Linked DNA regions of Mus musculus: region 2 is linked to region 1. Evidence: chromatin loops called from intact Hi-C (ENCODE). Cell type or tissue: gastrocnemius. All regions are shown on one strand. Each heading gives the region's core, and the rest is flanking DNA. Links, peaks and the distances in the headings are about the cores only. Region 1 holds the start of Iffo1 (intermediate filament family orphan 1). Region 2 holds the start of Tapbpl (TAP binding protein-like).

Region 1 (14,739 bases), core at 2,238-10,237:
TCAGGAGCAGTGAGGAGACACCCAGTACCCCCGCTGGAACCAATAAAACCACAGCAAAATCCTCATCCTTCCAAGTACACCACTGTCACCTCCTCCACGAAGCCCTGACCTGCTGGATGAAGCATCCCTTTTCTCAGGGGCCCATCCGACCACATTGGCGCATCCATCAGGAGCCTCATGAAACTCACACCCAGCCACATAGACCTGGGAGGGCTCCGCCTAGTCTGGGACGAGCAGGGCCTCCATTAAACCAACAACAGTTCTTTATATCCTCCTGAATGTAAATCTCCAGAGATGAAAGAGACAGCCAGGGAGTGGTGGTACATGCCTTCCATCCCAGCACTAGGGTAGCAGGCAGGGGCCGCTCTAAGAGTTCAAGGCTAGCCCGGCGGTGGTGGCGGACGCCTTTAATCCCAGCACTTGGGAGGAAGAGGCAGGTGGATTTCTGAGTTCGAGGCCAGCCTGGTCTACAAAGTGAGTTCCAGGACTGCCAGGGCTACACAGAGAAACCCTGTCTCGAAAAAAACGAACAAAAACAAAACAAAACAAGAGTTCAAGGCCAGCCTGCGCTATAGAGCAAGTTCAAGACAGCCAGGGCTGTTATACAGAGTAAGACTGCTTTGAAAAACTAGGGGGTGCCGGGCAGTGGTGGCGTACGCTTTTAATCCCAGCACTTGAGAGGCAGAGGCAGGTGGATTTCTGTCTGAGTTTGAGGCCAGCCTAGTCTACAAAGTGAGTTCCTGGACAGCCAGGGCTACACAGAGAAATCCTGTCTAGAAAAAAAAAAAAGAAAGAAAAGAAAAGAAAAAGAAGAACCAGGGGGTTTGGGGTTGGGGAGAGATAATAAATGACACTTGTCTCACTGTCTAGCAGTACACACCAGCCAGGGGCATCATCTGCTTCAAGGCGACCTTGAGATGTCCTTCCTCCTGCGCTTTTCCACATTCCACAGATGAAGCAAAGAGGTTTGGTGGGGAAGGAAGAGCTTTAAGGCCAGACAGCTATTGAGTGGCAGAATTCACACCTGGGCCTAGGCAGCCGGCTCCAGAGCTGTGCACGTTCCCATTTTGTTTTATTTTTTTATTTTATTTTTTATTTTTTTTAAGATTTATTTATTATTATTATTCATAAGTACACTGTAGCTGTCTTCAGACACACCAGAAGAGGGCATCAGATCTCATTATGGATGGTTGTGAGCCACCATGTGGTTGCTGGGATTTGAACTCAGGATCTTTGGAAGAGCAGTCAGTGCTCTTACCTGCTGAGCCATCTCACCAGCCCCCATTTTATTTTTTTAAACATAGCTGATGCTGGACTTGAACCCCTCAGCTTTCTGATGGTTCTGGCTCCACCTCCCGAGGGCTGGGATTAAGGTGTGAGCTGCCAGAGAGTCTGCTTCCGCTAATGGCTTGGACCAACCATGAGGCTGAGCCTCCTCCTTTACAACAGGGCAACAATGGAGACCGTGGGGAAGAGCAAAGCCCAGGGAGGAAGGGAAGGGGCGAGGACCAGGGGGAGGAGGGCAGGAACTCACATTACTCATGAGCCCCTTGAAGACCACCAGCTCTGCCTTCAGCTGCTCAACCTTCATGGCTAGCTCCTCTTGGCAGGCATCGGCCTCTTGGGCCTCCTACAGCCAGGAGACGGGGACATGATGTCAGTGTGGGAAAAGCCATGGGGTGGGGACAGGGATGCAGGGGCTGTGGGGTGGCTGCCCTCACCTCCTGGAGCTCAGTCACTCGCTCTTGTAGCTGTATCCGAACCGTGTATTCCTCTTCCCACCTGACAGACATTGGGAAGGGGAGAGAACACAGCCTAGAGTCCCTCCTGCCGTGACAGTGACAGCTCCTGTCCCTCCCTCCGTCTCAGGCCCAGGCTTCAGACCTCAGGTCTGGTTCCCTAGATGGGAACTGGTTGAAGCAAGAATTTACAGGCGGCCGGCCAGGGGGCAGCTGCAGCTGTTGAATGGCTCCACACTTCCTGGCAAGGGCTGAGCTCACCAACTGCCTGCCCAGAACCTCCGGACCACGTACCAAGAACTATATTTAAAAACAACTGCTACCACTTGGGCCTCTGCAGTACCCATCCCCACACCGGCCCGGTTCCGCCAGCTGTCTGGCTGGTCTCATCCCCCACCTCCTGCCCACACACCAATCCACCATGTCCCCCCTATGACCCAGTCTCCCACCTTCAGTGGCACAGATCCGGTCTCCCGCTCCTGCCCGCACAGACCAGAGCTTGTTAGGCTGTGCCCTGCCTCCTGTGAAAGCATCTGCAGGACACAGGCTGGGTCAAGAGCTGCTCAGCAGCCTGGCTGGGAGCAAAGTCCTTCCCCACCCAGCCCCTTGAAGTGAGCTCTAAGAAGGTCACAGGGCTGGCGTGATGTCCCCCCAGCAGCGTGAAAAAAGTGGGCACGGGAAGCTAGCTATTGCTGAATAACCGCACGCAGGGGAAAGGGAACCGTGAGTGGGTGAGAAGGCACGGCCAAGCTGTACAGCATCTCTCACCCAGAGCTCAGACCCACACTGTCAGCAGGCCGAAGGCACTTGCTATGGAGCAGTGACTATGGGGCGCTCGCTACCCAGGGCTAGGTGCACATTCCATCGTCATGGAGATGGAAGCTGGGGTGCTGCTTGACCATGCAGGTTCAGCACCCAAGGCAATGCCTGTGTGCGTGATCTCATCACTTCCGCCTGCACTCTGCCTGCACAGGCTTCTTCTGGCCTCAGAAAGGAGGGCAACGGAGCTGAAGAAGAAGACTCGAAATGAGACCCATGGAGAGGAGGCAGCCGAGGACAGCCTCTGCAGTCAGGAGGACTAAGCTCTCGGGCCCCTTCTCTCCTTGCTCCTGCCCCTCCCTCGCCCTCTCGGGTTCTATGACTCTCCCATGTCCAGCACCTACAGCCGCACTGCAGTGTTCCTAATAATAACTCCAGGCAGCCAGGGGAAGAGGCAGCCAGCCTAGCCACCACCCTGCAGCTGACCATGCAGCTCAGCTGTGGCCCTCCCTCACACCCTCTTATCCTGTTTCCTGCCAGCCCTGCACTCCCCCTCGCCTGCTTCTCCCTCTGTTCCAGCAGTGACAGAGTCTGATAACCTCACGTTACACGTTTTCTTACATGAGACCTTTGTCTTTGCTAGGCTCTGGTTTCTTCCTCTACAAGTATGGGATGTGGCATCCTGTGTGCCTAGAGTCTGTGAGTCTCTAGAGGAAAAGCCCATAGGATAGACAAGAGGTTACGACCCTGGCCAAGACGCGTCAGGGATGAACTTGATAAATCCCAGTGAAACACGAGCAAGTTTAAGGCAAGATGATGCTTAATGAGATGGCTCATACAGGGAAAGAAATCTGAATTATCTAGATGCCCGCAGTGGTCTCCAGCCAGGTACCGATGGGTGCAGTGTGGCCTGCATTCAAATCTCAGTTTGTTTGTTTTTTTTGCAAGGTTCCCATAACTTGGGTAGAATCTGGGCAAATTTCATAATTACTACATTTACCAAAGGCTTCGCCTGCAAATAAATCCTATATTTGAGTTGAAGGGAAAGAGCAAGGAGCATCCTTATTACTGGAAAAACTGAGCCCCAAGAAAAATATCACCCAGGCAAAGGAGCTAAAGACAGGAGCTAGGGGGTGGCGGGGCCTCCATCCCGCCCAGTTTAATAATCAAGCTCTGCATGCCATCCAGGCTAACGGAGTGGGGTGTGGGGGCACGGTGTGAGGAGCTCAGAAGGAGGGAGGGGGCACTGGGGTGGAAGGGCGAGTGTCGTGTACCATGCAATCCTAGCCGCGGGCCCTCTGCACGACCCTGTGCTGCAGTGATGAGCTAACCAGTCCCCAAGGATAACTCTTTGCTGCCCAAGACAGCTGCACCAAGGACAAACAGTCTCTGTTTTAAAAGATGGCTTGGAGAGGAGCAGCTGTTCCTAGGACTAGAGCAGAACTCCAGAACTGTCCATGCTCCACTGGCTGTTAAGCCCTTCAGGGGAGAAGGCAGGTGCGGGCAGGCCCTGGGCGGTGCCTAGAGGCTGGGATAACTAAAAACCCAAAGACATGGGCCACAGTCATGGAAGCCAGGGTGAGGATTGAACTTCAGGAAGCCTGCTGATGCATGCGATCTGGGGGATGCTAAGAGATCACCAACCCTTGAAGGTCACCCAGAGCCTACAAAGTGTTTCCAGGGCCTCCAAATAGTCCTCACACACGGCTATAACCAGATAGCGATCCCTGCCACCTTGGCCTGCACACACAGACCAGGCTATCCCCCAAAGGGTCACATTAGGTAAGACACTGGAGCCTCCAAATCTGGGCTTCCCCTCTGACCGCCACCAACTTCCTCCTCAACCAGGGCCTGGTCAGCCTTGAGAAAACTCTCTCTGCCTGTGGCCCTGTCCTGTTGCCTGGTTACCAGCCATCCAGGGAGTCCTCCTGGTAAACAGCCAGCACTCCAATGTGACATCCCTTCCTCTTAACTCTTATGTTAACCTGCTGGGGACAGGGTTCCTCTCAGAAAGCCAAACCTTCACCCTCAGAACACACAGTGCTGGTCCTGAGATAGCCGATCTGTATCTCTGTAGGGCGTGCCCATGTCCCAACTTTTTTTTTTTACTTGGTTCTGGTTGGAGATTCTTCTGATAGAGCGCCCCCACCAGCTTTATGACAGCCATCCCTTCTCCTTGTCCTAGGAGACCCCATACCCTTTCTCTCTTTTCCTGTGTGTTTTGACTGTTCCAAGCAATATCTTTAGCTTCCGGAGTCCTTGAGCCTCTTGTATGGAACCAGGGTGAGACCTGGCTTCTGGGGACATGCCTTAGAGGAGGCCCTGGGCAGGCACAGTCGCCCTTCACTACCTCCTTCCAACTTCACTTAATTTGCCTCCAGAATTAAAGCCGCATCCTTCACCCCATATGTGGAGTTTATGTCCTGAAATTGCCCCCAAGGTCTGAAGCTGGCCCGACAACCAAGACCCACAGATGCAGAGCTCTCTCGGATGTCTCCCTTTCATACCACACAACACCCCACAGTTAGCAGAGTCACGCAGACACTGCAGCCTGCATAAGACAGGGAGACATGCCAGAAGAAAGCATCAGTTCCCAGTGTTCTAGAAGGCTTCGAGCCACCAGTCTGACTTGAGAACTGTCTGTGGATTCTGGGGTCCCTGCAACCAAATCTTTCCCTGCTCCTCACTTTTCATCATCACAGGAAGTTCAACTCTTGTTAACACGATTCTTGCCCTCCGCCCCCCACCCCCCGCCCCCCACTTCTCCGTTCTAGGAACCCTCACTAACTAACTCCCTGCCCCTGTCGTGTCTGTGTGGGGCATGTCTTGAACCCTGTCCCTACCTTCGCTTGTACTCGTCCCGCTCCCGCTTCACTTTGGCCAGCACGTTGTACAGGGCACGGATCTCAGGGGTGATGGTGTCGATCTGGACGCCCACCCCGTCAGGGTGTACCCACGACAGGCCAGGCCCTTGCACCAGCGTGGGTTCCAGTCCTGGTCCAAGCCGGCGGGCGTGAGAGAAGGACCAGATGGTGCCAGGCATGAAGCGGGTCGACGAGGAGAAGGCAGTGGATGTGGAAGTGGAGGATGATGTGTGGCAGGCGGCAGAGGATGCTAAGGGTCCAGCTGGCGAGCGGGAGGGCGAGCCCAGCACCCGCGCTGATGGGGGGCACACGGCGGCCGGCCGGGAGCTCAGGGGCAGCCCCAGGGGCCGGATCGGGCTGATGAAGCCGGTCTGTACCGCCTGGTCACGGCGGGCCAGGCCCCGCCTGCCCTGCTTACCCTCCTCTAGAGCCTGCTGCAGCTGTTTCTCCAGCAGCCGATTTCGGCGCTCTAGCTCGTGCACCTTGGCTAGGAAGCAGCGAAACCGGAGGTTCAGGGTCTTCAGTACGTTGATGTTGGAGCCTAGGTCGTTGCGGAGAGCCATGGCTGCGGGGGGCGCCGGACCAGGCCCCGGAGGCGAATAGGCAGAGGGGCCGGCCGAGGCAAGCGGAGCCGAGGCTAAGTCCCCTCCCCCGGCAAAGTGGTCACCTCCCAGAGGGTCCCCCAGCGGCCCGGCCAAGCCTTGCTGCTCCTGCTGTAGGAGGAAGAGGTTGGGACCAAATAACGGATTCATGGCTGCGCCTTCTGCCGGGAGAAGGAGACCAGTGCAGCAGAGGGTGAGGAGAAGAGCCAATGAGATGCTTGTGGGATACGAGTGACCAATCAGATAGCCCGGCAGGAGGGCAAAGGTCATAAGGGAGGGAGCAGAGGGGGCCAATGAAAGGCCCTCATTAGGGCATCAGCGCTGAACCTTTCCCGGGTCTGAGGCCCCATGAGTGGGGTCAACCCCGGCAGGAGCCAGACTAGCCCTTCCCGGGGAGCCACAGCCTAAGATTCTGACTGTAGGCACAGGACCTCTGGCTCTTTAGAGACAGTCTTCCCTACTGCCCTCTCTTCTACCTGGTACCCTGGGTCGGACTCCTTTACTTTTTCCCATGAAGACTAAGAAATGGAGGGAGAAATTTACCATTTGAATAGTCATTTGAATAGTGCACAACTGTCTCTCCCCAGAGAAACCCAGGCCCACTTTCCTACAAACCGCCAGTACCCAGTCCCCTCAAAAAACACAACAGCAACTAGGAGTGGTAATATGTATATTAAATTTCATATGTATGCACAGGGGGAGGCCAGCCTTGCATCAGGATCTAAAAGTTCCAACCCAGAGACAATGTCAAGTTTCCAAGTCCATTTAAGACAACAGAGGCTGGCTGTTGCCCTTTGTCATTGATTTCCTCCTTTTTGCTGGTGGGGGCCTGGTGGAACTGTGGGGAGACACAAAGGGGGCTGAGGGTCCCTTGGAAACAGCATCTTCTTTCAGGGGAGCAGCTCCATTAGCAGGCTGCTGTGCTAACTGCTGCTTTCCTTTCTGTTTCTTTTTGGCTTCCCCAAGGGATGGAGCACAGTCCTTAGGCCTTGGGGCAGCACGGATTTCAGAGGGAGTCGGCACAGGAGGTGTTCTCGAGTCCTCAACCCTGGAAGGGGCGCTCGGCTTTGGGACAGCAGCCTCCTTAGAGGGCTTCCACTTAGGTCCCCGCTGCTTCAGCTTCTCAGACCTCTTTCGTTTGCTGTTCACGTCAGCATTCCCAGCAGACTGACTGGGCCTGGTAGACACTTGGGCATCTGGGACAGAAGGTTCAGTGGACAAGCCTGGCCCTTTGGCGATGCCGTTCAACTTCTGGAAGGGCTTCTTGGAATGTGGCTGTCTCAGCAACTGCTGCTTTGCCTTCACAGCCCCACGGGCTTTCTTGGTGGGCTGACTACCGTTCTCAGACTTTGGGGTGACCTGATCCTTCAGGTCAGGCTCTGTAGGGGTAGCTGCTGCCGAGTTTCCTGAGGTAAAAATTAAACAGATGGCTTGATCATTAAGAAACAAGGCAGGCAGATTTCTGAGTGAGGCCAGCCTGGTCTACAAAGTGAGGTCCGGGACAGCCAGGGCTATACAGAGAAACCCTGTCTCAAAAAACAAACAAACAAAAACCAAGGCAGTTGCCAGGCAGTGGTGGTGGCACAGCCTTTAATCCCAGCAATTAGGAGGTAGGGCCAGATGGATCCGAGTTCCAGGCCAGCCTTGTCAACAGAGCCAGTCCCAGGAGAGCCAGGACTACATAGAAAAACCCGGTCTTCAAACACCAAAATCCAGGCTGGTGAGATGGCTCAGTGGGTAAGAGTACCTGACTGCTCTTCTGAAGGTCCGAAGTTCAAATCCCAGCAACCACATGGTGGCTCACAACCATCTGTAATGAGATTTGACTCCCTCTTCTGGAGTGTCTGAAGACAGCTACAGTGTATTTACATATAATAATAATAATAATAATAAAAAACCTGGCAAAAAAACAAAAAAAAACCCACCAAAATCCAAAGAAACAATAACGAAGGCCCACACCTTAGGATAGTGCCCAAAAACTGACTACTCACACTAGTTCATGGTTTTTACTGAAACTATTTGCCCCACACGTTTTAAGGGATTACTACTCTTCTTGTCAGGTTTTCAGAGGAAGCTGCTCCCTCAGGAGGGCAGTATATAACAAGACATTCTAAGGAGTAAGTCCCAGGCTCTAAAGCAAGCCTAAAGCACTTGCTCGCTTGTCCTATCTCAGACTGTCATGCAATGTGGGGAACCTAGCTAGTATCAATGAGAACATCATCAAATATGGACTTCACTTATATCAAAACTTGCTTTTTCCTGGGTTTTTCTGAGACAAGGTCTTGCTATGTAGCCTAGGTGGTCTTGGACTTACTACATAGAGACCAGCCTGGCTTCAAACTCAAAAGATGCCTTTGCCTCTTAAAATGTGCTGTTTAAGGTTTTTGCACTGTGCAGAGCACCTACCTGGCAATGTTCTAAGTCTGCAGCTACTGAAAACAAAATCAGCCGGGCGTGGTGGCGCATGCCTTTAATCCCAGCACTCGGGAGGCAGAGGCAGGCGGATTTCTGCGTTTGAGGCCAGCCTGGTCTACAGAGTGAGTTCCAGGACAGCCAGGGCTACACAGAGAAACCCTGTCTCGAAAAACCAAACCAAAAAAACCCAAAAAACAAAAACCAAGCCAGAAACTACCCACTCTACTCAGGCCCTCTTCTCCTCCCTTCCGACTAACCCAAGGCAGGCAGAGCTCTGTTTCAGAACACCCCGCCCTCCCGAGCTGCAGGCCAACAGGAGGATGCCTGAGGAAACAAATTGCACAGCCACAAGCTCCATGACCTGCCAGAGCTCTGCAGTTTGTCAATCCAGTGCAGAGATGCTGGGCCAGCAGAGCCAAGAATCAAAAGCAAGCACAGCCTGCAGTGGGAATGCACTTGGGCTCTTGGTAGAAGTATGTGACGCGTCCCCCTCAACCCGCACAGTCGAGGCTCAGGGCTCAGGAACAACTGCAGCTGAGAGGATAGGGTCTTTCCTCCAAGTGCAGTGGCTGAGGGGAACACCAAGCTCCCCTCTCCCTGCCATGCTGTACCCTCTGCTCTCCACACTGCAAAGTGTGTGTGTGTGTGTGTGGGGGGGGGGGGGGGGGGAGGACACGACATCTAGCTACTGCCAATCCAAGTGAAAACAAAAACCCAGAAGGCAGAACTGCAGGCTGATCCCAGGTGTCTGTGGTCCAGACAGTTTAACTAAAAGAGAAAAGTAGGGTGTGTGTGTGTTGTGAGGAGTAGAGCATGAAGTCCCAGTCTTATCTCAGGAGTACCTGGCAACTGATTGCAGCTGGGGGTGTAGTCAGGTTTCCTAAGGGATGGATGGGAGGCTGTCAGGTTACTCACACTCCAGTAGATGGTCCCACATCCATCCACATAGCCAACACTCAATGGACTCACTGGGAGGGAAAGTGGTGGTAGTGGGAAATTTTAAACAACATTTCTTTAAAGAGTAGCGATGGTGAGGTGAAAACAGCAGGTAATGGTGTCTGCCATCAAGCCCAAACTTGATCAGACTACGTGGTGGAAGGTGACAACTCCCAAATTATTCTGAGCTCCATGTGTTTTCTGATAGGTGTGCTGGTGCGTACGCACGCACACACACGCGTATACACACACACACACACACACGCACACGCACACGCACACGATACAACATAAGCGAGTCAGGTGGAGAGCAGAGGCCAATGGCTGAGGTTGAGCTATAGCTCTCTCACACGCATATGAACACAACTCTACCACATACATACATGTATCACACTGCATACACAACGGACACATGCATCACGCTGTACACACATGCATTCATGTATCATCACACTGCATACACATGCACCATGCTGCATATAGCACACGCGCACACACACTAAAAAGACAGAGAGCCAAGGAGGTGGTGGTAGGGAAGAGCAGAGCAGATTACCTGCATGGGGCTGGGGAATAGAATTGGAAAATTTCTTGAACTTGGCGATAAAGAAACCGTCCATATTGTGAGTGTGAGGGTAGAAGCGCCGGGTGGAACGCAGAGTGGGGTGAAAGCGCCTTGCTTGGAAGCGGGTAAAACCTTCCTGGCCGAAGTCCAGGCCGGTGGGCACCAGCCGCACATTCCTCTTCTTCAAGGCATAGTCTACCACCCACTCGTTCTCTTCCACCTGGATGTGGAAAGGACAAATAGGAAGGATGGCCGTGCAGGTGGAGCTGAGAGAGCTCTCAGAGTCCAGTGCCCTCCACAGCAGCCTCCGCCATCTGCCCCCGCAGAGGTCTCACCGTAATGGAACAGGTGCAGTAGACCAGGTAGCCTCCGGTCTTGGAGGCAGCGTTCACTGAGTCGATAGCACTGAGCAGCAGTTCCTTCTGAAGGTGGGCACAGCGCTGGATGTCTTTCTCATCCTGCCCAAGAGACCAGGAGTGAGGGACTTCATGAGACAGCCTGAGGAACGGAGCGGCTGCCTACGGGGTCTTCTCTGATCATGACACTCCAGCCCCACAAGATCAGCCAAAGCCTCTCAAGCGGCCCCAGGCCCAGGCCCAGGCCCAGGCCCTCACCTTGTTCGTCTTCACAGCAGGGTCTTTGGAGATGACTCCTGTGCCACTACAAGGAGCATCCAGTAGCACTCGATCAAAGCCCCCTACCACCTGTGGAAAGGAGCCGTCAACCTGATGCTTGCTGCAAGCAATACTTCTAATTTCATAAGGACAGCACAACACAGTGATGTCACCAAGGGCAAGCCTCAGAAAGACAAGAGCCCACCTTGGGGAACTGGCGCCCATCATAGTGGCTGATGATGGTGTTGGTGACTCCCAAGCGGTGCAGGTTGCCCACCACGCTCTTGAGCCGGTCTGCATTGGCATCGTTGGCAAGGATCACTCCTGTGTTCTTCATCAGCTGAGCTAGGGGCAGGGAGCAGGGAGTGCCAGCCAGCTCAGCAGCACTTCCTCTGCCTCACACCCACTACCTCCTCCCCAGCCCAATCCCATCCCTCCAAGGCCAACTCCTTTCTGCCCAGACAGCCAGTACTAAGTCCATCCACATGGCTTCCCCTTCTGCTAACCATCTTTCTGGTCCCCGTCTCACCCCCCACCCCCACCCCCAGTTTAGGGAGAACAAAATCAGAAGTCAACCAAGGCCAGGCACAGGTTAAATGACAGAGCTGAACTTGGAGCCTAGATTGCAGAAACTGCCCCTCCCTTTCTGCGAGGGGCATTGTGCATGCTAGGTCTGTGCACGCTAAAGCAAACTGCTCTGCCACTCTGCCACAGCCCAGCCCCCTTGCCTAACTCCCCAATTTTAAACTCCAGGTTTCTGGCTCAGTCTCCTGCTCTTCCATTTCCTAGAAGAGGCTTAGCTTCCTGTTCCAACTGCCCCTCCCTTTCTGTGAGGTGACGGCATACCAAACTGGATCACCTTTAAGGTGTCACCAATCTAGATTCTTTCTGAAGTACAGGCAGACGCCTGCACCCGGCCTGCCCTTTGCATACCTATGTAGCTGGTCTTCCCCCCAGGAGCACAGCACATGTCTAAGATCCGCTCATGCTCCTGAGGTGCCAGGGCCATGACGGGCAACATACTGGAAGCTCCCTGCAGCATATAGTGTCCAGCGAGGTACTCAGGGGTAGCGCCTGTGAAGGAGGGCCATGGTGTGACATGCTGGCAGAGGGAAGGGACAGAAGGGCTAGCTACCAGCTGGGGACACTTACCAATAGGCACTGAAGAATCATATACCACAAGTCCAGACTTTGACCACTTCCCCAGTGGATCCAGATTAACCCCACGATTGATCAGAGCCTGAGAATAAGGAGGGAGATGTCAAAACCATGATATTCTACCCCCAAGACAGCCATGCGGGAGAACCTGGTCCATTGCACTGCAGCTCCAAGCACAGCTCTCATGACAGCCAGCAGATTCACCTGGCAGATCTTGCCCCCTTATACCATCCATATGCCATCTGCCTACAGTGCGTGCGTGGAACCCAAGGCCTTGTAAAGCCTGAACAAAGGGTCGACCACTGAGCCACTCTAGCCCGTCCTCCAAGACCCTTGTTTTGACATGGGGTATAGCTATGTAGCCTGAGCGGTCTGCCTCAACTTCACAAGTGCTGGGATTAAAAATGTAAACTACCGGATCTAACCACACAGCCCAATTGGGCATCGCGTCTAGAGCTAGGATACAGGAAGAACTGCTGGGGTACCCCGACGTGTGTCAGTGGGTAGAGTGCTTGCCCAGCATGTGCGCTCACTCCCCAGCAGTGCATAAAACTAGGCACAATGGCACATGCTTGTGCCCAGTATTCCAATGGCACATGCTTGTGCCCAGCATTCCAATGGCACATGCCTGTAGCCCAGCATTCCAATGGCACATGCTTGTGCCCCAGCATTCCAGAGGCACATGCTTGTAGCCCAGCATTCCAGAGGCACATGCTTGTGCCCCAGCATTCCAGAGGCACATGCTTGTAGCCCAGCATTCCAATGGCACATGCCTGTAGCCCAGCATTCCAGAGGCAAACCCAGGAAGACCAGAAGTTCAGTGGTAACCTGTACTACAAAGCAAGCTTTAGGTCAGCCTGGCTTCATGAGACCTGCCTCAAAACCTGAAGGAAACAAAACGTTTAATCTCAGCCCCTGGAAGGTAGAGGCCGGTGATCTCTGTAAGTTCAAGGCCAGCAAGGGCTTACATAGTGAGATTGGCTCAAAAACAAAACATGAAACTACAATACGCAGGGCTGGAGATGGCTTAGCCCCGTCCCTGTGGCAGGGGTTCTGGACTGGATGCCAGCACCTAAATAGTGGCTCACAACAATCCATAGCTCCCACACACTCACACGGTGAATACTCATAAATAAAACACGTAAAATAAGCTCAGTACAACAATAAAAAACAAACAGTATGTGCACTGGCTGGTTGTGTGTGTCACCTTGACACAAGCTGGAAGTGGGGAGGGCCCACTGTACGTGGTGCCAACCCTGGGCTGGTTGGTAGTCTTGGGTTCTATAAGAAAGCAAGCCAGTAAGTAACATCCCTCCATGGCCTCTGCATCAGCTCCTGCTTCCTGACCTGCTTTAGTTCCAGTCCTGACTTCCTTGGTAATGAACAGCAGTATGGAAGTGTAAGCTGAATAAACCCTTTCCTCCCCAACTGCTTCTTGGTCATGATTGTTTGTGCAGGAATAGAAACCCTGACTAAGACAGTATGCAAGGTTAACACTACTGATTTTAGAAGCAAAGTCTTTTTTTTTGTTTTGTTTTTTTGAGACAGGGTTTCTCTGTATAGCCCTGGCTGTCCTGGAACTCACTCTGTAGACCAGGCTGGCCTCGAACTCAGAAATTCGCCTGCCTCTGCCTCCCGAGTGCTGGGATTAAAGGCATGCGCCACCACTGCCTGGCTAGAAGCAAAGTCTTTAACCTGGGGCTCCCGAATCCTTGTGTAAGAATAAAATCTTACTCTTGTGTGTTTTTTATGTTTTCCTGGGGCGAGCATCGTTTCTCGGCTTCCTGGTGCCCTCCCTCCAATCCCCTAGGTCGCAGTTCTTCCCCACGCTGGTGCCGCATCCCAGGCGCAGGCAGCACAGAGGCACACAGATCGCAGGCCTGGGGGCCAGGCTTGGAACAAGGCACTCTCAGGTCTGAAGAACACACCCAGCTACAACTGGGCAGGGTGATTCACGGGTGAGCCAGAGTCCAGTTCTGAATTAAAAGGACACTGACCTGAGCAAGGTCTCGGCGACGGGTTTTCAAGGTGTTGGTCCGAAGGGTGATTGGCCGGGGCACCTCATTAGCTTCTAAGAACTCGATCAACTGCGATGGAGACAGTGCATCAGGGCTGAGCCAAGAGCCCATGAGCTCAGCACACAGTGTGAGCGGGTAAACGGCATCACAGCCGTACAAAGGGAAGGGAAGCGGAAGCAGCAGCTGCCGGTACCTCAGACAGAGGGAACAGCTCCATGAGCTTGCTCAGCAGGAAGTCTCCATAAGAATAGTAAGTGGCCAGGTCCTTCTGAAGCCGACTTAGATACTCAGCTCGAGACCGGCCCTCTTCTCGCTGAGCTCCGAAATCCCGCAGCACTCCCACGATGTCCTGGATCCGCTTGTGAACTCGCTGCAGGTCTGGAGCCTGGCCATGTGGGCTCATTAAGGAAATGTGGCCTCGAATCCTAGCCTGAGAGAGCCCCACTCAGGCCCTCTCCTCCCACTCCCACTCTGCACTCAAAGGATATCCTGGTCCGTCTCCCCAGCAGGGGGCAGCACAAAGGCTTCCTCATCTTCCACATTAATCTGCAAATCCCCCTCTGCTTTGTCATCCTTTCTGGGGTGGGACTCAGGGGACACACCATCATCATCTTCATCTTCATCAGTGTCCTCTTCATTCCACAGGACCCTAAAAACAAGGCCAGGACCAGGGTTCAAGCCCAGACAGACACCTCCTCCTTCATATTTTCCCCTCCTGCCTGTGGCCAAACTCACCCAGCTGTGGCATCCTGGGCTTTCTGCTTCAGGGCAGCTCTTTCAATAGGCAACAGCTGGGAAGAGAGAAGACCCGTGTCTGACGAGGCAGCCCTTTGCCACCCTGCGTCACAGTCTGCCCCTCCCTTGTGGGCTACTTTTCCCTAAACATAAATCTAATGTTCTCTCAGAAGCAAAGACAGAAGCTAAAGACAATGCAGGGGTTGACACAGAAACTATGTCATTTGTATTTCCTCTCTAGTTTTTAATTTTAAGGTCTTTTACTTTAAAATGCTTTGCTTTATTTATTTAAAAAAAAAAAAAAAAAAAAAGCCAGGCAGTGGTAGCACACGCCTTT
Region 2 (14,739 bases), core at 1-8,000, 86 kb before region 1:
GGTGTGGTGGTGCACAACTTTAATCCCCACATTCAGGAGGCAGAGGCAAACAGGTTTCTGAGTTCAAGGCCAACCTGGTCTACAGAGTGAGTTCAGGGACAGCCAGGACTGTTGTTACCCAGAGAAAACCTGTCTTGAGAGGTGGGTAGTATATGATTGCCAATAATTAAAAGCTTTAAAGTAGTAGTGAGTAGGAAAGAAAATCATATAATCTTTTTCTACTTTCAGTTTCTGTGTCTGAGCCTGGGAAAGGTAGCAGGCAGAGAGGGGCAGGTGACAGCAGGGGAGGGGCAGGTGACAGCAGGGGAGGGGCAGGTGGGGGTGAGGGAGGGGCAGAGGGGAAATAGGTAAGGCGCGGGGAGTGGAAGAAATTCATACCCTGTGAGTGAGTCTCGGGGGTCTCAGGAGAGTCAGGGGCAAGTAGACACCCCAGGTCTCTAAAGATCTGTGGTGTCCTGTTTCTCCTGGCTCTCCTCTCTCCCAAGGTTTTCTTATCCGCAACTGCACAGTCACTGCCAATGCTGAGTGCAGCTGTTCCAAGAACTGGCAGTGCAGGGACCAGGAATGTACAGAGTGTGACCCTCCTCTAAACCCTGCACTGACCAGACAGCCATCTGAGACCCCGAGCCCACAGCCACCACCCACCCACTTACCTCATGGCACAGGTATGCAGCAGGCTGCTCCTTACCCAGTCGGGACAAGGCAGAAGGCTGCCTACCCAGCACTGCCCAGTCTGTGTTTACCCCTAGCTAGGTTCTGGGCCAGCATGTCTTCCTCCTGTCTGACTCCTGCAAAATCACAGGAAAGCCTGGGACATCCTGGGAGGTTTCCTGCTTGTGACTCGCTCTGTCTGTTTCTTCCAGAGAAGCCATCCTGGCCCCTACACAGGCAGCTTCCCAACTCGACTGTCTATAGCCAGCGGTCATGTGAGTTGTCTTCCTAATCCCCACTCCACAGAGAAAGCACAGAGGAAAGAGGCCAAAAGAACAGCCATGGGAAACCCCTAGGTGCTGGGTGAGGGAGAGGGGTACAGAGTTGGGGAGAAAGTTCGGTGGATAACTTGCTATACAAGGGTGACATAATACCCAGGGCCACAGGGAAAACCAAGCAGAGTATGGAAGCTCGTATCTGTAGCCCTCACATTCAGAGGCAGAGGCAGAGCCAGCAGAGCTCAAACCAGCAAGCTTCCAGGTCAGGGAGGAATCCTGTCTCAAGGGACTAAACTAGACTCCGAGAAAGACACAGAGACAGACAGAGCTGGAGGCAAAGGAGGGGGAAGCAGACTCTAGTTAGAGATTAGGAGAGAAAGGACTGGTCCAACAGGGGCAGGGTTACTCAGGAAAAGGACAGACAGACAGGGCTAAGGGTCCAGGGTGAGATGCCCCTCCAAAGCCTCGGTGTGCTCTTGCCCGTCACAGCCCATAGACCCCTGTGCAGCTCGGACTGCATCCGGATCTTTGTGACCTTCTCCAGCATGTTTCTTATCTTCGTCCTGGGTGCAATCTTGTTCTTCCATCAAAGAAGAAACCACGGGCCAAGTAAGACACAGGCCTTCCCTCCTGTCTCTCAGCTGTGCTACCCACACCTAAAGCCCCCACACCTACTCCACCCACCTACTCTGGCTCCTCAAGTGTCCTTCCCCCAGACTCCCCAAGCCCCCCAGCTCTCAGCCCTCCACTTGGGCTTTTCTCCTCTTTTCTCCCCTTCACCTTTCTTCTCTCCACTGCTGACCGATTGTGTTTGCACAGATGAAGACCGGCAGGCAGTGCCTGAAGAGCCTTGTCCTTACAGCTGCCCCAGGGAAGAGGAGGGCAGTGCTATCCCTATCCAGGAGGACTACCGGAAACCCGAGCCTGCTTTCTACCCTTGACCGGGTGCTGGTGGGGCCCTTTCTGACGAGGGGCCATCCACAGAGACCTCAATGGTGGCCTGCTCCCCTGTCATGGTCATCAGAACCCTTTCCTGTGAATACTCAACAAACTGCCCTTCTGAGACCAACAGGGACAAGAGCAGGATCCCAGTGTGTGGCCCAGCAAGCTGGGGAGACTCAGGCTCTAGCTATAAAGCACACTTACTCTAAGTGAAACCGTCCAGCTGACAAAACTACATGCCAGGGGTGGAAATGGCTCACCAAGGGCTCCAGAGGGGGCTTGGCAGTGAGGAGCACGAAGTGTTCCTCCAGAGGACCAGAGTTTGATTCCCAGCACTGTCAAATGGATCGAAACCAGCTGTAACTCTACTTTCAGAGGGTCTGACACCTTTGACCTCCTCTGGCATCTACAAACACAGGACGGACACACACACACACACACACACACACACACACACACACACGATTAAAAATAATAATTTTTTTTAAAAAAATGGAATGAGCCACCGGCAGGTGCCCTGGTACCAGAAGGACTGACTGCCGTGAGAGACACTATCTACAGACACACAGACTTCCTGGCCTTGGTTCTGTCTTCTCTGTAAGTTGTGACAGTGCTGTGGGAAAGCTGAGGCTGAGACTTTCTCTCAGTTGAGCTAAAACTATAAATAAATTCATTTGTCTACTTCTATACACATTGTCCCTTCTCTCTGTGCAGGCAAACACTGGAACCCGGAGCCAAGCCTTACGGCCCAGGGACTCTAGTAACAAGCCAGCTATGGACACTCTCCATGTGCTATTCCCCTTCCTACAGAATGAGGGTAGGGGAACAAGAGGAGGAGGAGGAAGAAGAAAAAAAAGAAGGGACAGTGAACTAGGAAGAAGGATAGTGTAAATGCTAACTTCAAATACGCACACCTACAACTGAAACAAACAAACAAACAATCCCTCAGTGTGGCCCTGAGCTTGTAATTCAAGGGGTTAAGTGGTGTGACAAGGGCGGGGCTTGGAGTAGAGACAGCAGGAGATCACTGCTGTGCTTGTTGGCTACCAAACAATTCCAGGTTCAGAAAGAGACCCTGTCTCTGAAGAATAAGGTGGGGTAATAGAGCAAGACACCCAGTGCCCTCACCGAGCCTCCACACACAGGCAGGGCTGGGCATACTCACCCACACAAGTGTATACACCGCATATACACAAATACAAGTTAAAAGTGAGACTTCACATAGCTGTCCAGCCTCCTAAAATTCCAATCCTAGAACTAGGCCACACCCCATCTCGTCTGTTCGATCACAGATCTGAACAGGGAGTTGTCACCAGGGCAGACCCAAAGGATTTAACATGGACTGAAAGGAAGAAGGGTCCAGAGTACCGGGGAATCTATCTTCTGGCTCCACCCCCTCTCCAGCCCTCTCATAGTTGGGGCTGATGGGAAAGCTGATGTGGTGATACCAGGTTTTGAAATCACCTGGGGATTTCTTGGGTGCGGGGTGGACCTTAGGGAGAACAGAAAGCAGAGCTGGCTGCAGCCATTACTGGCCTCGGGCGGGCGGCCACAGAGGCAGTTGAAGTGAAAGTGAAAGAGAAACGATAAGAGAACGGAGACCACAGGTGCTAAGTGAGGGTGCTCACAGAACCCCCTCTTCAGCCAGAGATCACTAGCAGGGGAACTGTGGAGAAGGCAGCCAGCAAGGAAGAGCCTGAGAGTAGCCTCCATGGGCTTGGAGCCCAGCTGGTATCTGCTGCTCTGTTTGGCTGTCTCTGGGGCAGCAGGGACTGGTGAGTGCGGAGACCAGGCTGGGGCCTGGGGGACTGGGGGGGAGGAAGCGCCAAGCTAAAGGAGCCCCAGGAAGCCACCTTCTCAGAACAGCACCAGCTTGTCTGCTAAGCCCAGCAAATGAGTGCGGCACTCACAACATGCGGAACCAGTTTGGAGAGGGGTACGGCAGAGAACTCACAGAAAAGGGGGGCTTCCTCGATGGGAAGGCAGGGTGTTAGCATTCTGTGGGACAGCTCACTGCCCTGAGTTGAATCCTTAGAAGAGGAAGGGGCTCCCCAGGCTAAGAAATCATTGGGTTGGTGACTCCTGGTGGGCGTGGCTATGGCAGAAAGCAGAGGCCTCTGGGAAAGTTGGGTGATGAGAAAAAGGTTGTCAATGTCCCTAGGAACAGCAGTGTCTTGGCTCCTCTCCCCTGTGGCAGTATTTCTTATTCCTTTTTTTTTTTTTTTTTTTTAACCTGAGAATTCCTTTCCAGAAATTCCCTTGCATCCCACAGCTGAGACTCAGAAATACAAAGCATAAACCCCTCTGGCTTTGATCAGGACAGATCTAGGACTTGAAATAACTCACAGAGCCGCTGCCTGAGTAGCAGGTGCCTCAGCAGAAGCTGGGTTTATAGATGACACCAGGACAGCGGGGCTCAGAAGGCACCTTTACCTGCTGCTCAGCCCGGGGCTTGGTGAAGGGGTGGGAAGAGTGTGGAGGACGAGGGTGCTTGTTCCACTTTCCCTGCAGACCCTCCCACAGCGCCCACCACAGCAGAAAGACAGCGGCAGCCCACGGACATCATCTTAGACTGCTTCTTGGTGACAGAAGACAGGCACCGCGGGGCTTTTGCCAGCAGTGGGGACAGGGAGAGGGCCTTGCTTGTGCTGAAGCAGGTACCAGTGCTGGATGATGGCTCCCTGGAAGGCATCACAGATTTCCAGGGGAGCACTGAGACCAAACAGGATTCACCTGTTATCTTTGAGGCCTCAGGTAAAATCTCCCCATCCTAGGCTTCCTCCACAGGAACAGCCCCGTTCCCAGTTCTATCTACCCACGCCTGCCCCCCCCCCCCCCCGGTCTGGCGTTGTCCATCCAACATTACTTCTGTATGCTGCCCTTCTCCCCAGTGGACTTGGTACAGATTCCCCAGGCAGAGGCGTTGCTCCATGCTGACTGCAGCGGGAAGGCAGTGACCTGCGAGATCTCCAAGTATTTCCTCCAGGCCAGACAAGAGGCCACTTTTGAGAAAGCACATTGGTTCATCAGCAACATGCAGGTTTCTAGAGGTGGCCCCAGTGTCTCCATGGTGATGAAGACTCTAAGAGATGCTGAAGTTGGAGCTGTCCGGCACCCTACACTGAACCTACCTCTGAGTGCCCAGGGCACAGTGAAGACTCAAGGTGAGAAAACAAAATGCAGTGGCACAGGAACATTTTGTATTATTGTGTGTGTGTGTGTGTGTGCGCGTCCATGCGCACATACGTGTGCACATGCCACAGCACATAGGTAGAGATCAGAGGACAGCTTATAGAACCTACCATGTGGTTTCCAGGGATTGAACTAGTTCACTATGCTTGGCAGCAAGCACTTTATGCACTATGCCATCTCAATAGCCCCAAGATAGTTTTTTGGTTTTTTGGTTTTGGTTTTTTTTTTTTTTTGGGGGGGGGGTTGTTGTTTTTTTAATTTGTTTTTTGTTTGTTTGGTTGGTTTGTTGGTTGGTATTTTGTTTTCTTTTGTGGTTAGAGATGGGATAGAAGGAAGAAAACAAATATCCCACAGGTCCTCCTGAGGTACCCATAGAGCTTCATCTTTTCTTTCTAAAATATCCTGAGTCAAGAAGAGGGGATGCTAGGAGATCCTTATTCGAGCAAGCATCAAAACATAATAATCATCAGGTATTTTCTCCAAAGTGGGGAAGCAACACATGAGGACACTGTAGCTACACATGTCACTACACTCTTATTTAGCCAAACTCATGTTTCCTCCCAGGGAGAGGGAGTCTGGTCTGGTGCTTCATGGCAATTACAGCAGAGCACAGGGAGAAAGAAGTGCTCAGTAGCTCTTACTAGTGAGCCCATTCCTCATTCTCTCCCACTTAGTACCTCCTACCAGGTTCAAAACCAAGAGGAAACATATTGACAGGCACCTGGAGAGTCCAGTTCATTATTTTGCCTCCAAAAAGGAGAAAATCAAGTCCACAGAAGATGACGATGAGGGGGCCCCTCTCCTATCCCTGCAAACCCCTAAAACATTAGCCTTTAGTATTATGTTGTCCCATACTGAGGATAGAACCTAGAGCCTTGTGCTAAACACGAGCTCTACTACTAAACTACAGCTTCAATTCCTTTTTCAGTTTTATTGTGAAACAGGGGTCTCACCCAGATGCCCTGGCAGGCCTGGAAACTTGTGATTCTGTCATGCCTCCTTAGTAGCTGATGGTACAGGCATATACTACCACACCCTCCGGCTCTACAGTCCTTTCTGAATGTGCCTTGCCACATCAGAAAAGATGTTCAGCATCTCCTATCCTTGGCCATGGGTAGTTTAGTGCTTCTCCCTTTTTGAACTTATTCAGATCTACAAATAAATGAAACAACATACCCCCACCCAGCCGTGACTTATTTCTGACCTATTTCGTCAGCTGTCATAGTTCCTCTCTACCCGACTAACATAGATATCCTCCCCTGGACTGACTAGGCTGTAGGGACCACAACACTTCACCCCCAAATGCTCCCATGTGCAGTTAGGGCTGATAGCTGAAAGTCAAGGCCACTCTGCTTCACAATAACCAAGGATCCCAAAAGCCTATCAAGGCTGGGGAGTGCTCTACTCACAGTAACAAGGGTCCAGTGCACACAGGACTTAACAGTATTTCATTCATGGAAAGACGTGACTATTGAAGCTGGACGTACTGTCCACATCTGCAGTCCTTGCACTTGGAGGGACTGAACCACGAAGATTGTGGGTTTAGGCTCTCATGTGTGCCTTGCTGCACCATTAATTTATGGCTCCACTGGACAGGAAATGAACTCAGTACCACTGTCCAGGGAAGGGAGCCGGAGCTGTCTGTCCATGGCTCAGAGGCCAGGTGACCTTAAGGAAGAAACAGTCTGTAAGTCACCCTTTCTTTCTCTCTACAGTGGAGTTCCAGGTGACATCAGAGACCCAAACCCTGAACCACCTGCTGGGGTCCTCTGTCTCCCTGCACTGCAGTTTCTCCATGGCACCAGGCCTGGACCTCACTGGCGTGGAGTGGCGGCTGCAGCATAAAGGCAGCGGCCAGCTGGTGTACAGCTGGAAGACAGGGCAGGGGCAGGCCAAGCGCAAGGGCGCTACACTGGAGCCTGAGGAGCTACTCAGGGCTGGAAACGCCTCTCTCACCTTACCCAACCTCACTCTAAAGGATGAGGGGAACTACATCTGCCAGATCTCCACCTCTCTGTATCAAGCTCAACAGATCATGCCACTTAACATCCTGGGTAAGGACAGGCCTTGGGTTTTCTGGGATAAGGGAGAGGGAGATGCCTATGGGAATGTTTCCCAGACTAGAATCCAACCCCAGAGAAAATTTCCTCAGAGAAGGAATGCATTCCCACAACCCAAACACCATCTTCATTCTGGAGGTGTGGGTGATCAGATAAGGCGTCTCACTGAATGCCAAGATAATACCCCCAGGAAATAACTACATCAGAATAAAAACCCTGGGCTAGCTGTCTGTAATTTCAGTCCCCTGGACCATTTCCTTGAGAGGGACCCTGCAGGTGTCCAGGCAAGGAAGTCAATCACAGGGAGAAAGAAACCTTGGTTCAGATTAACTTCTTCAACCTGGATCCGACTTGGGAAGTCTGATACAAGGCGATTTATCCCCAACAAACTTAAACGCAGTATAACTGGGGGAAAAGTTATGCTGGTATAATACAGTCCCTTGTAATTACATCAAAACTGGACTTAGAGTCCATGTCATTTCTTTCAAGAAAATGGGTTCTAAAGATAGGAAGCCTGTATTAGCTTTAGGGCTTTAGGGAAGGCTCTGAGATGTTCTCAGTCATACAGATAGTGTAGAGGTCATTTGGGCTATCAGCCACCTCTGGTCCTGGTTTTGGGAGCTTGGGGGAGCCCCCTGGTTATACAGATAATATAAGGGTCATTTAGATCACCAGCCACCTCTGGTCCTGGTTGGAGGAGCTTGGTATGGCCTGGACCAACAGATAACACAGATCCAGGCTATTAATCACTTCCAATTTTCAGCTTTGTGGATGGAAGAACAGGTTTTTGGGGGTTTTTGTTTCTTTGATTGATTTTAGAACAGGTTTTTTAAAAACATCTTTCCCACTGTAAAGACAGTCCTGCGTGCTTCATTCCTAGTTGCTCTGGAGACCTGCGGCCACAAGGGCCTTCATCTTATGTTCCTAGCACTTCCTAATGGCGGCAACAGCCAATTAAGGACAGGCAGAAAGCAGTTCTCAACTCAATGAGCAATCACTGGCTTGCAGAGGTGATAAAAGAGAAAACCAAACGGTAGGGTATGTGGCTCAGTGGTATAGCACTTGCTAGTACTTATAAGGCCCTAGGTTGAATTCCCAGCCTTTTAAGATCTGTGTCCAGGAAGAGCCCTCACCCCAACATCTTGAAACACTGAGGAGTTTCCGTCTCTATAACATACCTTCACGCTTAAAGAGGCTGCAGGCTCCTCTGAGGGCTCTGGTCGGATACCTCTAAAATCTTACTCCTTGTTCTTTCTCCAGCTCCCCCCAAAATACAACTGCACTTGGCAAACAAGGATCCTCTGCCTTCCCTCGTCTGCAGCATTGCCGGCTACTATCCTCTGGATGTGGGAGTGACGTGGATTCGAGAGGAGCTGGGTGGAATTCCAGCCCAAGTCTCTGGTGCCTCCTTCTCCAGCCTCAGGCAGAGCACGATGGGAACCTACAGCATTTCTTCCACGGTGATGGCTGACCCAGGCCCCACAGGTGCCACTTACACCTGCCAAGTCGCCCACGTCTCCCTGGAGGAGCCCCTTACAACCAGCATGAGGGTTTTGCCAAATCCAGGTACTGGGGGTGTCCTCTCTCCTCCCCTGTCTGTATTCAGGCTGGGACTCCCCTGCTTACAGGTCATCTTTGGCTGTGTGCTATTCTCATGCGTTTCCTCAGTTCCACCTTCTGCACACTCTTTATCTTATCTTTATCTTTCCCAGAGTGGCATCCTCTACCACTATGAATCCCCAGCCTCCAAATAATGAGATGAGTAAGCTTGGGCTGGGTATCAGAGGTAAAGGAGTGCTGCTCCTTCCCATAGGAGCTAGAGAGACAAATTGAGGCAGACAGGGAAAAAGACCCAAAACAGACCTTTGAGCCCAGCCCAAGTTCAGCAGGAAGCCCTTAAGACTGGAAGCACAGTCCATATGAAAACCAAACGACACAAGAGTCTACAGAAAACCTAGGGGCCTGAGGGTGTGTGCAAAAAAGGGCACGAGGCAATGATACTTAAGACGATTACATCTGCACACCCATATGACCAAGCATTGGAAAGTCAGCTTCTACACTAACTTTAATATTTTATGTGTTTGCGTGGTTTGCCTGCTGTAGTGCACCATGGGCAAGCAATGCCCATGGAGACCTGAAGAGGGCATCAGATCCCCTAGCACTGGAGGTACAGATGCTTGTCAGCCACTATGTGGCTGCTAAGACTGGAACCCAGGTCCTTTGCAAGAGCAACAAGAACTCTTGACTTCTTAGCCAACTCTCCACCCCCAATATACTCAAGAGCTTCTGAGGGTGATCTCACATATTACACCTCCCATTTATTTTTGGAAACCGGTCTTCCTGAGCAGGCTGGCCTCAAACTCCTCTGCCAAGCAGCCCTCCTACTCAGCCTCCCAAATAGCTGGGACTACAGACACCATCGCCATGTCCAGAATTCATCTTACAGATGAGTAAGCTGGCATTTGCAGACACTGAGCAGTTTGCCCCAGGTTCTCTACCAATATACAATAAAGGAGACACTATAACCAAAAGGCAAGCTGCAAGCCCTTACGTGTTTACACCCTATATCTACACACACTTCATCCCAAAGGCCACAGAATGCTGCAGTTTCAGGCAGGAAAGGATGTGCACCTCACAATGAAATATCCAAGAGCTCCAGACCTATTTGGTTGCTCGCTAGACTATGAGCTTCCCCAAAGCTTGCCTTTTGTTTTGGCTCACATCATTCCCCAGCTATTTGCTGGTAGTCACTGAGATAGCCTCATTCTCTTCTGTAAAACATTTTCAAATGTCCTGAGATAGAATAGGGTCTAGTGGGGTGTGCCTATAAACACAGCACTAGAAGGCTGTGGCAGGACTCCTAAGTTCAAAGCCAGCTTGGACATCATGAGGCCCTGTCTCAGAATAACAAAGCCCCGATGGAGTAAGAGGCAGAACAGCAACACACAAACTTGAGAGTCTTGAACAAGTGCAGTGCTGCTGCGTGGGCAGGCTCCCGTCCTTCCGTGAGGATTCACAGCACCCAGGCCAGAGCTCCCCTCCTAAGGGGAGGGGTACTGGAGGGTGAGGGCTCAGCATGTGGTCTTGTGTTCATTCTCACCCACAGAGCAGAGAGGAACCTTGGGAGTCATCTTTGCCAGCATCATCTTCCTTTCTGCGCTGTTGTTGTTTCTGGGACTTCACAGACAGCAAGGTGAGTTTGTAGATCAACCTACTCTCAGGTATCTGCCCACCCAAACCAGGGATGAAGTCCAGTGTGCTGAGTTCCAGATGTTTCTACCATACCCCCAACATCTGCTTTTGGAATTATCCCTATTGAAAACAATCTTGTTCCGTTTTTCTCTCAGCTTCTTCATCAAGGTCCACCAGGCCTATGAGGCATTCTGGGTAGCCGCCTGCCTGCCTCCGAATACAAAGTAAAGTACTCCACATCCTGGCTACTTAAAGGACCCCGTGTGAGGTGTGGGGCTGAGCTGGGCCTGAAGGTGCCAGCACATTGGGAGTGCAGTACTGGCCCTGGACTGTACAAGTCTCTGCTTTCTGTGCTATTGAGAAGAGAGCCCTGGGCTGATGAAAAGGGACAGGACAAGAGGATGGCAGAATTATCAAAGTGGAAGCTAACACCATCTATGTGAGGTATTAAGAAATCGGGGGTGGGGGCTGGTGAGATGGCTCAGTGGGTAAGAGCACCCGACTGCTCTTCCGAAGATCTGGAGTTCAAATCCCAGCAACCACATGGTGGCTCACAACCATCTGTAACGAGATCTGACTCCCTCTTCTGGAGTGTCTGAAGACAGCTACAGTGTACTTACATATAATAAATAAATAAATCTAATAAAAAAGAAAAAAAAAGAAATCGGGGGTGGGGGGACACACAGGGGAGGGTTACCTAAAAAGGGCTTTCCTTCTCAAAGGAGAAAGGGAAGGAGGAATGGGGGTGGGTCTTCATGCAGAGGTACTAGAAGGAGAGAGGGAACTGATATTGGAATGTAAAATGAGTAAATGAAAAAAAAGTCAGATGTAAAAAAATTCTCTTAGAAAAAGGATCAAAGTGAGGGAAGCGGGAGAGGCTGTGACCACTCATGAATGCCAACACTGTCAAAATAAAAACATGCTGTGACTACAGCGCACTTTCTTCTCTCTCTCCCTGTTGGTTCCAAAACATTCCTAGCTGCTCCAACTCCCAACTCGTTGTTTCAAGGTACGAAGCAGAGGCCCTGGGCTACATCTGCACCGTTACATCATCAGATATTAGGGTTCTGACCCTTCAGACAGCTGCCAGGAGTTTTGGGAGAGTTATACAACACTCCCTCAGCTGCACGAGAGCTTCCTTGTGCTCACTGCTATGAAATACCTTATGGATACAGTGCATCCGAGCCTATAAAGACCATGAATTATGATGTCTGTTATCAAAAGTAAAGTGGGGGGCTAGAGAGATAGCAACCCGTGGATAGGAGCGCTGGTAGATTTTCTACACAACCTGGATTTGGTTCCCAGAACCACATGGTAGCTCACAACCATCTGTAACTAATTCCAGGAGTCTAACGCCCTCTTCTGTCTTCCTAAAGCACCAGACATGCATGTAGTACTCACACATACATGCTAGAAAAACAGGTATATGCATAAAATAAAAACAAATGCATCTTTAAAAATATCTGTGCATGAGTGTGCCTGTGTGTATGTGTACCACACGCACCCAGATGCCTGCAGAGGTCAGACGGGGCCCTGGATCCCCTGGAACTGTAGCTACCTACAGGTGTTAGTGGCCATGTGGGTGCTGCAAACGAGACCTAGGTCCTCTGAGAGTTCTCTTTAGTAGATCTATTTATCTTACCATTTTATGTGTGTTGAGTGTTTTGTGTGCAAGTGTGTATGTACACCACCTGTGTGCCTGGTACCAGGAGAGAGTGTCAGATCCCCGGGGACACACAGAGGGCTGGGGTCGGGGTGGGAGGTTGTGATCCTCCATATAGCTGCTATAAATTGGACCCAGGTCCTCTGCAGAAGTAACAAGTGCTCTTCACTGCTGAACCAACTCTCCAGCCCTAAATTAAGATTTTAAAAATTAAGTTGTGAATGATGGTGCATGCTTTAATCCCAGCACTCAGGCAGCAGAGGCAGGGGGATCTCTCTGAGTTTGATGACAGCCTGGTCTACAGAGTACATTCCAAGGCAGCCAGGGCAACAAAGAGAAACCTTGTCTCGTGGGTGGGGGGAAGGTTTTCTGGGTTTAGAAGCTAGTTTTTGCAGACATTAGGAACAGACCAATGTCTTAAAAGGAGGTGGGGGAAGGGCTGCAGAGATGGCCCCGTGGCTGGGGCACTGGTTGCTCTGGGGAGGATCTGGATGCCAGGCACACACATGTTGTAAATACATACATGCAAACACTCACACGCATACAATAAACAGAACTAGATCTTGAAGTGAACTTGCTATTTCAGAAGAATTAGTATGGAGAATCTACTTACAAGGCAAGCACAATGGGGCACACTGGAAACCCTGTCTTGAAAAACTAAAGAAAATAGAAATGAAGCTGAAGAGGGGAACAAATCATGCATGAGGACCAAGGAGGTACGGGCTGGAAGCCTCCCCCAAGAGGTGACAAGCAGGTGGAGAGGCCTGGGAGGGGCTGAGAAAGCCTGCAGCTGTCTGCTAGCATTTGGTGCCCACTCAGCTTCCTGTCAGCACTTCCTCTCACCAGCACCTGCAAGCCTGGCTGTTTCAGGTATGAAGGCTAAGACACAGACCACTTCCGCTGCCAACACAGAGACTTTAATCTCCAGGAAGAACAAAGAATACACACATCAGCCCTTCTGGCCTAGAGCCAACATAGGACACCACCTTCCTCTCCCCCTCCCCAGCACAGCCCAAACAACAATCAAGTCAATGTTGTGGTAGGAATTTGTATTTTTCGCCTTTGTTGAGAATACATGAGATTGGTAAATATGTCACATGCCTTTGGTGGAAGTACAACTCTTACTACTATACATAAACTGTGAGACTGGGTTAGGAAAGAGACAGAGGTAATGACAGACACGATGGAAGCCCCACATCATCCCATGGCAAACAAAGAGGAGATGTGGGAAGCTTGGCTTCAACTGACTGCAAAGTCCCAGGGTTAGCTGCATATTTGCTCATGCACATGGGTGGTGGGAGGGAGAGAAGACTGCAGAGACACAGAAGGGGGTTCAGGGTGAGGTGAGATAGAAAGTAGAAGGACTAACACCCCCAGAAGAACGAATGCCAACTACACCTAAGCCTTAGATGGACAGAAACCCAGGAAATAATTCCCGTGCTGGGGCTGGGTGGGCCAACAGGGAACATACGCTCCAGGCTTGGGACACACCAAGGACAGTGTTGCTTCTTCTCCAGAGATGGCTCCCTGCACTAGGCAAAGGGAAGCCCAGAGCAGAGTGGAGACCTTCGGGGGACATTGGGAGGCTACACTGACTGCTTTCTTCCAGCTCTTCAGCCCTGCCCTGAGGCAGCACGAAGGGAAGGTGGAAAATGGGCCAAGGGAAAGGAAGGATCGATGGCTCTGCAGAACGAAAGGCTGCTGCGTGGGAAGTGGACCCCCGGCCTAGCACGGCCCTGCCTCCTCCAGTTTGTGGACCAGAGCACAGAAGGAATAGAGGTCTGAGAACATTGCCCTCCTCTTCCCACCCTGCCCTCCACCCGCCGGGCACCTGGCTTTGTCCCATGCGGGATCCTATCATGACACTAGAAGAAGCCCCCGAGACAGACTGTGCAGCTCCTATCCTCGGCTCCAACAAACACAGCATGCAAAGGGAGTGAAAGACAGGAGGCAATGCAGAATGGATGGGCACAGCGGCTGCAGGGAGAACTAACGGAAGAGTGGCAGGCAGCTGCGGATGCGAGGCCCATGCCGCACAGCAGCGCAACGGCACACCAACACAGCCTGGACCCTCCTATCCAAAACTGAGCTGCGGGATCAGTGGACTTCTCTAACTCTGGAAAGGCCCTCCTGCCTCCCCCCGTGTTACATACAGGGTAGTGTGGAGGAAAGTGTTCTGTGGCAGCCTGGGAGTCTTGCCATGCAGCTCTCATTTCTCGTGATCAACAACAAGGGAGGGACAGGCCTTTCATTAGTGAGATGGCAAGAAGCACACTCCTGAAAGCTTGTTATTTTCCAAGCCCCTGATTCCCTGAAATTATTTGGTGCCTTCATGAATAACATCAAATGCTTCAGGTGACATGAAGAGAAGCATGTGGGATGGCTTCTAGGAGAAGGTAAGAGTGTCCTGGTGTTTTTACAACCAGAAAGTACGCCTTTCCTAGGCCTACAGAGAACAAAGCGAGCGAAAGGCTGTAAAGTTCCCCACAGACACAGAAAATCCTGTACTGACATGTAAAGAGTAGCTACAAAATACAAGTCTGACTTTTTCTAAAAGGGATTTGAAGTTGGTCTTTAAACAGACCTCTGGGACCAAAGGCAGGCCTGGTATGGGAGAAAAGTTTCAAATAAGGACAACAGTTCCCAACTAATATATACATATACATGTGCATGTACATATACATGTGCATATACACATGCACTGGCAGCAAGCTACTACTTCCCAACTATTCTTGCTCCCCTCCTGCCAAAGGCCAGCCTT

What was found. A loop is a pair of places that touch in the nucleus more often than their neighbours do. Peaks named below come from ENCODE experiments on the same cell type or tissue, not always from the same donor. Only the 100,000 strongest peaks of a DNase experiment are listed, where the experiment ranks them.
Region 2: it touches region 1 in a loop (1.9-fold over the local background); 3 of 42 quality-filtered maps call a loop at or near these places.

The regions. Positions count from the first base shown.
Region 1 is chr6:125,136,632-125,151,370 of GRCm38, reverse strand. It overlaps Nop2 (NOP2 nucleolar protein), which reads right to left. Exons shown (of 16, transcript NM_138747.2): 6 at 14,403-14,458; 7 at 14,156-14,316; 8 at 13,861-14,060; 9 at 13,647-13,736; 10 at 11,644-11,731; 11 at 11,425-11,565; 12 at 10,697-10,836; 13 at 10,492-10,581; 14 at 10,213-10,335; 15 at 9,869-10,097; 16 at 6,618-7,370. The coding sequence ends at 6,730. Iffo1 (intermediate filament family orphan 1) reads right to left here and starts at 6,147. Exons shown (of 9, transcript NM_001302779.1): 1 at 5,342-6,147; 2 at 1,722-1,782; 3 at 1,535-1,630. The coding sequence starts at 6,114. In gastrocnemius, for the core only: a CTCF peak has its summit at 6,138; DNase peaks (open chromatin) are centred at 4,397, 5,611, 6,153, 7,010 and 2 more places; H3K4me3 peaks cover 4,435 bases; H3K27ac peaks cover 4,829 bases.
Region 2 is chr6:125,220,441-125,235,179 of GRCm38, reverse strand. It overlaps Tapbpl (TAP binding protein-like), which reads left to right and starts at 3,320. Exons shown (of 7, transcript NM_145391.2): 1 at 3,320-3,646; 2 at 4,383-4,625; 3 at 4,763-5,035; 4 at 6,779-7,117; 5 at 8,384-8,689; 6 at 10,230-10,316; 7 at 10,471-10,975. The coding sequence starts at 3,583. The coding sequence ends at 10,514. Cd27 (CD27 antigen) reads left to right here. Exons shown (of 6, transcript NM_001033126.2): 3 at 486-665; 4 at 864-926; 5 at 1,419-1,538; 6 at 1,749-2,558. The coding sequence ends at 1,870. E130112N10Rik (RIKEN cDNA E130112N10 gene) reads right to left here and starts at 3,911. Exons shown (of 2, transcript NR_015604.3): 1 at 3,826-3,911. It overlaps Mir8113 (microRNA 8113), which reads left to right and starts at 368; the gene lies at 368-496. It also overlaps Vamp1. In gastrocnemius, for the core only: no CTCF peak of the experiment used is centred there; DNase peaks (open chromatin) are centred at 3,418, 3,714 and 3,892; H3K4me3 peaks cover 2,638 bases; H3K27ac peaks cover 4,122 bases.